2 separate regions of the Mus musculus genome follow, and region 2 is linked to region 1. Evidence: chromatin loops called from intact Hi-C (ENCODE). Cell type or tissue: left cerebral cortex. All regions are shown on one strand. Each heading gives the region's core, and the rest is flanking DNA. Links, peaks and the distances in the headings are about the cores only. Region 1 overlaps Bsn (bassoon). Region 2 overlaps Bsn (bassoon).

Evidence for each region. Peaks named below come from ENCODE experiments on the same cell type or tissue, not always from the same donor. Only the 100,000 strongest peaks of a DNase experiment are listed, where the experiment ranks them.
Region 2: a loop joins it to region 1, with 3.0 times the contacts of the local background. A loop is called at or near these places in 18 of 42 quality-filtered maps.

The regions. Positions count from the first base shown.
Region 1 is chr9:108,133,947-108,139,313 of GRCm38, reverse strand. Bsn (bassoon) reads left to right here. Exons shown (of 12, transcript NM_007567.2): 2 at 1-127. 4930447F24Rik (RIKEN cDNA 4930447F24 gene) reads right to left here. Exons shown (of 3, transcript NR_126078.1): 2 at 1,748-1,897; 3 at 747-1,650. Among named protein-coding and RNA genes, the nearest start is that of 4930447F24Rik, 2.9 kb to the right of the region's middle. In left cerebral cortex, for the core only: a CTCF peak has its summit at 2,917 (motif pointing left); DNase peaks (open chromatin) are centred at 1,577, 2,064 and 2,859; H3K27ac peaks cover 3,900 bases.
Region 2 is chr9:108,184,682-108,190,048 of GRCm38, reverse strand. It overlaps Bsn (bassoon), which reads left to right. Exons shown (of 12, transcript NM_007567.2): 1 at 1-5. Among named protein-coding and RNA genes, the nearest start is that of Bsn, 3.0 kb to the left of the region's middle. In left cerebral cortex, for the core only: no CTCF peak of the experiment used is centred there; DNase peaks (open chromatin) are centred at 1,132, 1,537, 2,235, 4,772 and 2 more places; H3K4me3 peaks cover 4,198 bases; H3K27ac peaks cover 4,801 bases.

The DNA.
Region 1 (5,367 bases), core at 296-5,295:
GTGTCCAATATGCAAGACCTCGGACCTCACATCAACCCCCAGCCAGCCAAACTTCAACACCTGCACCCAGTGTCACAACAAGGTCTGCAACCAATGTGGGTTCAACCCCAACCCTCACCTCACCCAGGTAAGGACCTCAGTGCCACCTGTGTCTGACCACTGTCTCAGCATCTCTCCTCTGCTTCCTTCCCTTCCTTCTACCAACCTCAATCAGGGCTATCTCCCTTCCCCACCAGTGCCCATGAATCCTGATGGGGTGGGGAGAGTATTGGTGGTGGTTCCAGGATGTGGAATCAGAGGACAAGGTCTGACCCCAGGTCTCCTGAGAGATTCCTGTACCCTAAAAACTTAGAAGGGGCTGGAGCAAGGACTCCACAGTTAAGAACACCATCTGTTCTTCCAGAGGACTGGGGTCCAGTTCCTAGCACCCACAGAGTGGCTCACAATCATCTGTATTCCAGTCCCAGGGGCTCCAATGCCCTCTCCACCCAGGATGCACAGAGACATCCATGCAGGAAAACAACCATACTCATACAAATAAATACTTTTAACCTGGTGGTGTGGCACATGGCTTTAACCCTAGCAATCAAGAGGCAGAGGCAGGAGAATCAGGAGTTCAAGGCCAGCCTGGTCTATAGAGTGAGTTCCAGGACAGCCAGGGCTACACAGAGAAACCCTGTCTCAAAAAACCAAACCAAACCAAATAAAACAAACCAACCAATCCACAAACTTAGAATCTCAGAATAGAAATTCAAAAGAAACTGGTTTAATTACGCCTTGGAGAGGGCAAAAGAAAAGGACACGATCTTCCAGTGGCTCCTCCAGTAGAGATGACCATACACTCCTCTGGGCTTGGGGCTGAGGGGTGGGAGGATGGGAGGAGAAGGCAAGCTTCCCTAGCTATGGGCCTGCCTCTCTCCTTGACAGTCCTGCAGAGAGACTCTCATAAGAGGACCAGATTTCTAGGAGGACCTGGGAACGCCTTCTAGCAGGGGTCTGGACAGCTCCTCTCTGGGTTCAGTTCCAGTTGTCTGGGCGTCTAAGGTGGTGGACTAGTCTGTCCTCCAATTTTGTGGTAGAGACCAGGCATTCACAAGGTATCCACGTCCTATTCTCCCAGCAAGCTATGCTACAGGACGATATTCATGAGTTTAGCCTCCTTTTGCCCCCAAAGAACTATGGATTCACATCGCCATCGTAGCTTTGTTCAGGATTTCTCTGTGTTGGAGGGGTTGCCTAACAGAGCTTTTGGGGGCTCCCATGTGTTAGCTAAGGGAAAGCCATACTTTTGAAATACAATGAATGGGTTTTCTGGCATCCTTGTATTCCTACAGGGTGACCCATAGAAGTCTCATCTTCTCCCCACAAAGACTCTGAATTGGACAGGACACCGGGTAGCCTCTGCAGGCAGCACTGGGATTCTCGGCAGCTGGAGTTGTTTGGACCGTGTGGGAGGGGGATAAGTGAGAATGACTGTTAGCAGGTCAGGGTCTATATATGCCAGCATGAGGTGCTGTGGGTGTGGGACGTGTGGTTTGCGAGAGGTACGTGCGAGATGCCGAGGCAGGAGGCGATGACTCAGTGCGTTTGGAGCTGCTCCTGGAATGTGGGGGCTTCCTGAGGAGGCGTGCACGCTCGTGATTACTGCATCTGTGATTAGAAACAGACCCAGCCCCGCGCCGATCAGTTAAGTAAGTGTTAGCTGTTCCATATTGGGAAAAGTGTGATCAAAAGAGGGGAAGCTCACCTGTTTGATCCTACCGCCTGAGAAGCCACAAGCTCCTGGCCTCCCGGGAGCAGGAAGACTTGGTGGATGGCCCATGTTTCTGTGGGATGGCCCCTCATCGTGAACCCCCTGGGTTCCCAACTCCATGAGATGCTCTCTTGTGCTGCAGCCCTAGGTGGGGTGGGTGAGAAGAAAGAACCGCACGTGGTGCGTATCCCAGCACCCCTTATGCCACAGCCTTAGCCACTTCCTCCAAGCCCAGAACCTTTAGAGAGATGGGAAGGGAGCCAGCCTTTAACTGTGCCTAGAAAAACAGCAGAGTAGGAGGACCTGGAGACTCTCAGTCCATCTGCCTCGTTGTGCTGGGCGGAAGCTGGGGCTCAGGGCCAGAAGGAAAGAGGGCCTCAAACTTACTGCAAATTGTCAGTATTTGGTGGAGAACAAACCTCTTGGCCAAATACTTCAAACCAATGCTGGGCTGGATGAGTCAAGTGGTCCTTTAGCACAAGCTTTTGGCATCCTTGGGGCATCCAGGGCTCTAAGACAGTGATGAAAGTTGGCAGCCTCTCCCAGGCTTGCTTCTACAGAGCATGGGTGGAGCTGCCAGTCCGCAACTCCCCACTGGAAAAATGCTGTCTTACTCTGTTCCACAGGCCCATGCCCAGCGACGGTCTATTCTGCTGGGGCCTCCAGATGAGATCTTTGCTTTCTTGGAGCTGGATTTCAGGGGTATTCCTGTCAAGGAAAGCTTAACCTTGGCACAGTTTCCTGAGGAGCGGCAAAGCACAATGGTCACATTGGTGTCATTGTCCTCTGTCACATGCTGAAAGCAGAGCCACCTCCTGGGTCATACCTTGATGTGAAGAGGAGACAACTCTGCAGGCTTTGCTCGCCCATCTGTTTCATCTTTCCTGGAAAACCACTCGTTTGCATACCTCTAACTCAGTCTAGGCTAGTCACTCCTCTGGAAAAAGGTCAAGTCTTTTTGGATTTTTTTTTTTTCAGTTCAGGGCAGGTAAAGAATTTCACCTGAGGGTTGGAGAGATGGCTTAACAGTTAAGAGTACTTCTGCTTGACACAAGAGCAGAGGGCCTGGGTTGTTCCAAGTACCCACAAGGCAGCTCACAACCATCTATAATTCCAGTTCCTAGGAAATCTGATGCCCTCTTCTGGCCTTCATGGGTATTGCGTATACATGGTGCACTGAAGTGCTTACAAGGAAAAAATGTGAAATAAAAATAAACCTTCAGGGCTGGTGAGATGGCTTAGTGAGTAAGAGTACTGACTGCTCTTCCAAAGGTCCTGAGTTCAAATCCCAGCAACCACATGGTGGCTCACAACCATCCATAATGAGATCTGATGCCCTCTTCTGGGGTATCTGAAGACAGCTACAGTGTACTTACATATAGTAAATAAATAAATGAAAAAAAATAAAAAAAAAATTAAAAAAAAAAAAAACCTTCAGCGGGGCGTGGTGGCGAAGCCTTTAATCCCAGCACTCGGGAGGCAGAGGCAGGCAGATTTCTGAGTTCGAGACCAGCCTGGTCTACATAGTGAGTTCCAGGACAGCCAGGGCTACACAGAGAAACCCTGTCTTGAAAAAAATTTTTTTTAAATTACAAAGATTTCACCTGTTAGGAACTCTGCCAAAAGACCATGTAGAGGGTTTCATTTTGGCATCAGTTCTGTTTTTACCACACATAAGAAACCCTTGCTCTGATATCACATTGGCAACCAGAGGCCAGAGACGCTAACATTCAGAGCCGGGGATGGGAAATGGGGAAGTGCTTCTCCTTGTCTTCTCTTCTCTCTTTCTTTCTCTTCTTCTTCTTCTTCTTCTTCTTCTTCTTCTTCTTCTTCTTCTCCTTCTTCTCCTTCTCCTTCTCCTTCTCCTTCTCCTTCTCCTTCTCCTTCTCCTTTTCCTTCTTCTCCTCCTCCTCCTTCTTCTCCTCCTTCTCCTCCTCTTCCTCCTCCTCTGTTCTTCTCCTACCAGGGGTGTGAGGGCTGCTAGCCCAAACCCAGACAGGGTTTCTCTGTTTTACCCTGGCTGGCCCAGAGATAGATTCACTTCAAACTCCACTTGAGAAAATTACCAGGCTGATGAGATGGCTCAGCAGGTAAAGCCACTTGATGCCAAGCCTGACAACTTGAGTTCAGCCCCCAGGAGCTGCATGGAGGAAGGGCAGAAATTGTTCTTTGATCTCCAAACACAAGCCATGACAACACACACACAAAGACACCACAGAGACAGACACACACATAGACACACATAAACACACATAAACACACACAGACACACACAAACACACACAGACAGACACAAATACAGACACAGACATACAGACAGACACACAGACAGACACACAGACAGATACACATACAGACACACATACATACACACACACATACACACAGAGAGACAGACAAACACACAGACACAGACAGACACACAGACACACATAAAGACACACACAGACACATACAGACACACATAGACAGACACACACATATACACATACACACAGACACATGCATACACACACACACACACACACACACACACACAGACACATAGACAGACACACATACACACAGACACACACACACACAGAGTAAACAAAGAAAACTGTTTGAAAATGTAAATAAAACACTAGAGGAAAGAGTATGGTCAGGACCTTATCTACTCCAGGCTTAGCCGTTGCTGAGGCAGAGGCAGAGGCAGAGGCAGAGAGGCAGAGAGGCAGAGAGGCAGAGAGGCAGAGAGGCAGAGAGGCAGAGAGGCAGAGAGGCAGAGAGGCAGAGAGGCAGAGAGGCAGAGAGGCAGAGAGGCAGAGAGAGAGGCAGAGAGAGAGGCAGAGAGAGAGGCAGAGAGAGAGGCAGAGAGAGAGGCAGAGAGAGAGGCAGAGAGGCAGAGAGAGAGGCAGAGAGGCAGAGAGGCAGAGAGGCAGAGAGGCAGAGAGGCAGAGAGGCAGAGAGGCAGAGAGGCAGAGAGGCAGAGAGGCAGAGAGGCAGAGAGGCAGAGAGGCAGAGAGGCAGAGAGGCAGAGAGGCAGAGAGGGAGGCAGAGAGGGAGAGAGGCAGAGAGGGAGAGAGGCAGAGAGGGAGAGAGGCAGAGAGGGAGAGAGGCAGAGAGGCAGAGAGGCAGAGAGAGAGGCAGAGAGGCAGAGAGAGAGGCAGAGAGGCAGAGAGAGAGGCAGAGAGGCAGAGAGAGAGGCAGAGAGGCAGAGAGAGAGGCAGAGAGGCAGAGAGAGAGGCAGAGAGGCAGAGAGAGAGGCAGAGAGGCAGAGAGAGAGGCAGAGAGGCAGAGAGAGAGGCAGAGAGGCAGAGAGGCAGAGAGAGAGGCAGAGAGGCAGAGAGGCAGAGAGGCAGGAGAGGCAGAGAGAGAGGCAGAGAGGCAGAGAGAGAGGCAGAGAGGCAGAGAGGCAGAGAGGCAGAGAGGCAGAGAGGCAGAGAGGCAGAGAGGCAGAGAGGCAGAGAGGCAGAGAGGCAGAGAGGCAGAGAGGCAGAGAGGCAGAGAGGCAGAGAGGCAGAGAGGCAGAGAGGCAGAGAGGCAGAGAGGCAGAGAGGCAGAGAGGCAGAGAGGCAGAGAGGCAGAGAGGCAGAGAGGCAGAGAGGCAGAGGCAGAGGCAGAGGCAGAGGCAG
Region 2 (5,367 bases), core at 241-5,240, 51 kb before region 1:
GGCAGGTAAGAGCGCGCGTCTGGGCTCCTGGGGGGCAGGGAGCTGTGGTCCGAATCTGGGGCCGGGGCCTGGAATCCCACGATCTAGTGGACAGCAGGTTCGGGTCTGCCTGCACTGCGAATCCTGCCAGATTGGCGTGAGCTGGGTGGTCAAGGTGGGCAACCCTAGGTTCTCCAGCCGCCCCGCCTTGACAGGACAGGATGGTGAGTACAGGGTTAGTCAGGGCCTGCAGACCGTGACTTCGTCACAATCCCCCAATTCTCTTCCCCATAGCGCAGGGGCCCAACAGCTCAGGAGGGGCTTATGTAACCTTAGTCTGGTCCCTCTGCACAGGGGAGCAATGGGATGGAAGACATCCTCCCTGTCTGCCAGCGTCTGCATATGTCCATTGTGTTGGGTCGAGAAAGAGCACAATGGGAGTGGCTGTCAGGGAAGATAAGTGTCACTGCTAGGAATAGGGAAAGATGGGAATAGTTGAGCCATGAACTTGGTCCTTTGCTTTCCTCAAGCATTTCGTGCCTGTCACTGTCTCTGAGGAAAGGAAAATTGCCCACCGGATACTATCAGGCCCTATAATACTCGCGGTCATGTGCTTTCGTCAAGGGTTTGTGAACACTTTCAGGTGAGGCAGAAAACGCTATTGAATTACCTCCCACCAGATATGAACTCATGGCTTAATGATTTAGCTCAACACCTCCGGCCAGTGGGAAAGCCAAAATCCACATAGACTGGTTTAAACCAAATAGATCTGGCCAAATATTTTTGAGCCCAGCTTGTTTCAGGGTTTGCCAAACCCAGATTCTGCAAAAACAAGTGGCATGGAAGGCGGAGGATGTGAATGTTGGCCTGTGTCAGCCGACTCAAGACTACCAAGAGATGACAGGGTAAAACGGAAGGCGTTATTTTTACACCAGTTGGGCCTGGGGAGTATCGTCCCCCTTGGGGGGAGGTGTTTCTATCTCCATTCAAAGCTGCCAATATCTATGTTGCTTTGCCTTTTCTGGTACACAGAAACTCCAAGGAAGAATAATGTTTGCTTTTTCAGACACCCAACTGTGCCTCCTGTGTTGATTTCTTCAGGAGTCTTTTCTTAGATAACTCACAGTGATGCAGAGATGTCAGTAGCCTGAAGCCATCTCAAACAGGCCAGCCCATGAATGTAGCTTTTAGAGGAGGAACTGGCCCGTTTTACATTTGCTTTGACAGTAATGCAGTTGAGTACCACGCAGCTCTTAGCCCTGGACACACTGCCCATCTCGCTGTGTGATGAGATGCTTGTTTTGGGTTTTAGCCTGAGAAACAGGCTCGCCAAGCTTCAGCTCTCTCCCTTCAAGGAAAAGCTACAGCTGAATGGAAAACCACCTTGTTGTTATATGGAGAATTTACCATCTCCCTTCCGGATAACCAGACTGGCTGCTCTACTAGTTGTTTATCCGACATTGCAGAGGCAAGCATATGGAATTTTGGAAAGACCTGGCGGATTAGAGGGACAGGACAGAGGCTGCTGCTGTATACTGCTCATACGGCTCAGTGTTCCATTTGTGCTCTACCTATAAGTCCTGCTTCAGGGAAAACCTAGCCACTGCCATCATGCAGAAACCATGGGCTATTGCTGGATTTTGCAGTCACAACACATTTTGCCAGCTGTGGGTAGGGCTCACACACTGGCCTGTGTGTGTGTTCCTGAGGTCCTTCAGTTTTGAGGCTCAGGGGCTGAGCTGATTTGTCAGTAACACTGAAGACTGAGGACCCTTGAGGTCCTCTTCTAGCTCCTAGTCAGTTTATCACTGCACCTCAGCTAAGCAGTCAGCCACTTCTGTCTGTCTGTCTCTGCCTCAGAGTCGGGATGGCTTCTAGGTCCTTTCACCAGTGCATCTCAGGTACCTGATACCAAATTTAGCATGTTCTGTTCTGAGATGCTGATGAACAGATTGGCCCATTGATGGAGAAAAAGCCCCATGGCATGAGCCCCAGGCATTCAGCAAAGAGCATTGCACAGGGATATATTTGTTTCCAACAAGGCCTTGAATTTTATAGCAGCCAGAAACCTTATAGTATAGGGGAAGGGGCCAAAAGAAGGTGTGATGAATTTTCTAACCCCATAGGGGAAGAGAAGTGAGGTTCTTAGGGAGTGGAATCCTGCTTCTCTCCGATTGCCACAGCACCTCCTGTCACCTCAAGCTGAGTTCGTTCTTTTCATCCTCCTGCTGAGCTGACTCGGGCTCTGTGAGGGGGCGGCTTCAGCGTTCAAGGCTGAAGAGCCTGACTTGAATTCAGTAAGCATAGGTGCTGCCACACCCATAGTGATGCTGTCTCTGGGCCTCCAGGGACGATGGCAGAGCCTTGGGCACTGCATAGCTTCACAAGGAAGGATTTTCTGTGTCTGGTCTCAGGTTCACCTCATATAGTTCTATCAGCTCTGCTTTTCCTAAGGAGACAGATTGGAAGGAAGCTGATCTCTGTCTCAGACTCTGCTTTCTAAGCTAAGTGACTTGGTAGGGGCTGCATCCTGTCAGAGGAAGGAACAAGCTTCATTCATTCATTCATTCACTCATTCACTCACTCACTCACTCACTCAGTCATTTATAGTGATGTATCAATGTGCAGCAAGGGCATAGATGATGCAATTTTACCTGTGCATGTATCCATGACATACCACCAGGTTAAGGCCAGACCTTGTAAGAACCTGAGAAAGTAAGGAGCTGGGAGGTAGTACTGTGGCAGAGTGCTTAGTCAGCACCTATAAGGCCCTGAGTTCAAGTCCCAGTACCACCACAAAACAGAACAAAAACCTGCTCATTGAGTACTGGAGAGATGGTTCAACAGTTAAGAGCACTGACTACTCTTTTAGAGGACCTGGAGTCAATCCCTGACATCCACATGTTGGGTGGCAGCCATCCATAACCTTCAGTTCCAGGGGATCTGACACTTGCTTCTGGCCTCTATGGACACCAGGCATACATATAATGCATAGACATACATGCAAAACACTCATACACATAAAAATACAACTTAAAAATCCTTACACGAAGCAGGGAGGGAGAGATGGTTCCGTGGTGAAGAGAGCTTGCTACACAATCATGAGGACCTGAGCTTCAAATAACTGGGCATCTCATGAAAACCTGCATCCCCCAGTGCTGAGCAGGCAGGATGAGAGGATCAGTGAGACTTGCTGGCTTCCAGCCGCTCTGAGAAGAGAGCCCCAGCTTCAAAGGGGGCGAGTGGAGAATGTTGAAGAGGACCCTCGAGACCTTCCTTTGGCATCTCCCTGTATGGACACAGGTGAACACACCCCCTCCCCCAACTGTGTACGTAGATTTAGGCACATTCACACACACAAATAAATTTTAAGCAACTGCTTTAAAATTGCACAAAGGGCCCACATAAATCCGTGGCAGCCCACACATCTCGCCCACATCATCTCGCCCACATCAGCTGAAAGAACGTGTAAATGTTTTGTCATGTGCAAATTGATCTTCAATAAATTAGCTGAGGTATCTTAGCTACTGAGAACAAGTACTGGATTTGGCTACATGGACAGTATGGAAGAAAACCCATTAGGTCCCTACCCACTAGCACTCAGTCTGGTTGGTTAGGTCCCTCTTGAAGAGTCACATCGTGGATAATCTCAAGGAAAGACTGGGCAGCCTAGTGTCTACATATGGAAGGGTTTTCAAGTAGGAAGATTAGAAAGACACATTTAGGTTTCAAGGGAGAGAGACACACAAAACATTATGGGAAAATCACTGGAATTCAGGGGTAGGGGCGGGAAGAGGAATGTGGTCTACCTTGGCAGAGACAGTGAGCAAAGAGACTGAATGCAAGAGACTCGGAGAGAGACAGGGACAAGCCAGCTGAGACATCTCTCTCTAAATGCCCATCAAAAGCCACAGTTCCCTTTTAGTTCATACGACATGGAGAAGTCTTGAGGCAAACATGACAGGAACCCTTATCATTTGCTGGAAGGTGAGAGTGCCCACGAACCACGTGGAGTTCTTTTCTCAAAACGGATTCATCAGGCACAGTGTCTGAATCCAGGTCCCCCGCATTAGCTGATAGCCGTGGACTAGCAGTCTACAGTGAACCTGTGAAGGCAGAGCGATAGGTGGAATTGCCAGATTTGGAAATAACCGTCATTTGTCATTTAGAAGCCTTGTCTGGCCCCAGTGGCTGAGTTTTCTGGGAGTACAGGTATGAATTGAAGTGACCTTCCTTTAGAATAGTGACATTGTCAATCTTACCTGGAGAGGGCAGCTTTGTGACATTGTCCCCAGCACCAGTGGGGCTGTCAGGATGCTGTCAGTGGCTTGCTTTTTTTTTTTTTTTTTCTATTTTGGAGACAGAGTCTTATTTTGCAGCCTAGCTAGCCTGGAATTCACCACATACATAACCCAGGGTGGACTTGGACTAGGGCTGCCCCACCTGCCTCTGCTTTACAAGAGCTGGGACGACAGGTGTGAGTGACCAAGCCTGGCTCTGAGTTAAAAATTCTTTTTTCTAGTGGAGATATTAGGAGAAGACAGGCTATTTAAACAAGCAAGCAAGTGAGCAAACAAACAAACAAACAAACAAAACACGATGACTATGGAACACTTCAGCATATGTAACAACAGAGAGGATTGTCCACTAAAGCCTCATGTTCCAATTACGTGGATACAGGCACGCTCAACTCAGCCAATCACGTTTCCTTTACCTCCCTTCTCACTGAGACAAATTCCAACAGTCCTACATCCCATCAGCAGCATCTCACTGTATCCTTCCAAGAAATGAGCTCTGAATAAACGTAACCATGACGACACCATCATAGCTGAGTAGGTATTTCTTTCCTCCCAGGGAAGGTATGCTAGGAATCAAACCCAGGGCCTCAGAAATGCTGGCCAGGCACCCTGTCTTCAGCTAAACATACAGCCTGTTCTTTAAAAAAAAAAGATTTATTTTTAATTATGTGCATTTGTGTGTCTCTGTGCGTGAATATGCATCTGAGTGCAAGTGACCGAAGAGGCCAGAAAGACTGGCTCTCTCTCAAGCTGGGTATAGGTAGTAGGAGCCACTCAACATGGGAGACGAGAACTGAACCTGGGTCCCCTGCAAGCACAGTACACGACGTTAACTGCTGAGCTGTCTCTCCAGCCCTCCAACAATCTCTCCTTAATCTCAGGGATCATTTGGATGTGGGTCTGTCTTCTGATCGTGTTATAGATTTTGGCAGTTGGTTTGCACAAATTGTGATATATAAGGTAAATCTAGTCCCTTTAAATTGATAGACTGTCTCTGAAGTTGTTCGTTCTGTAATTTATGTATTACATCTCTGAGTCATTTGTTCTTTGATCCTTCATATTCTAGACTGAGCTAATTGCATTCTTATGA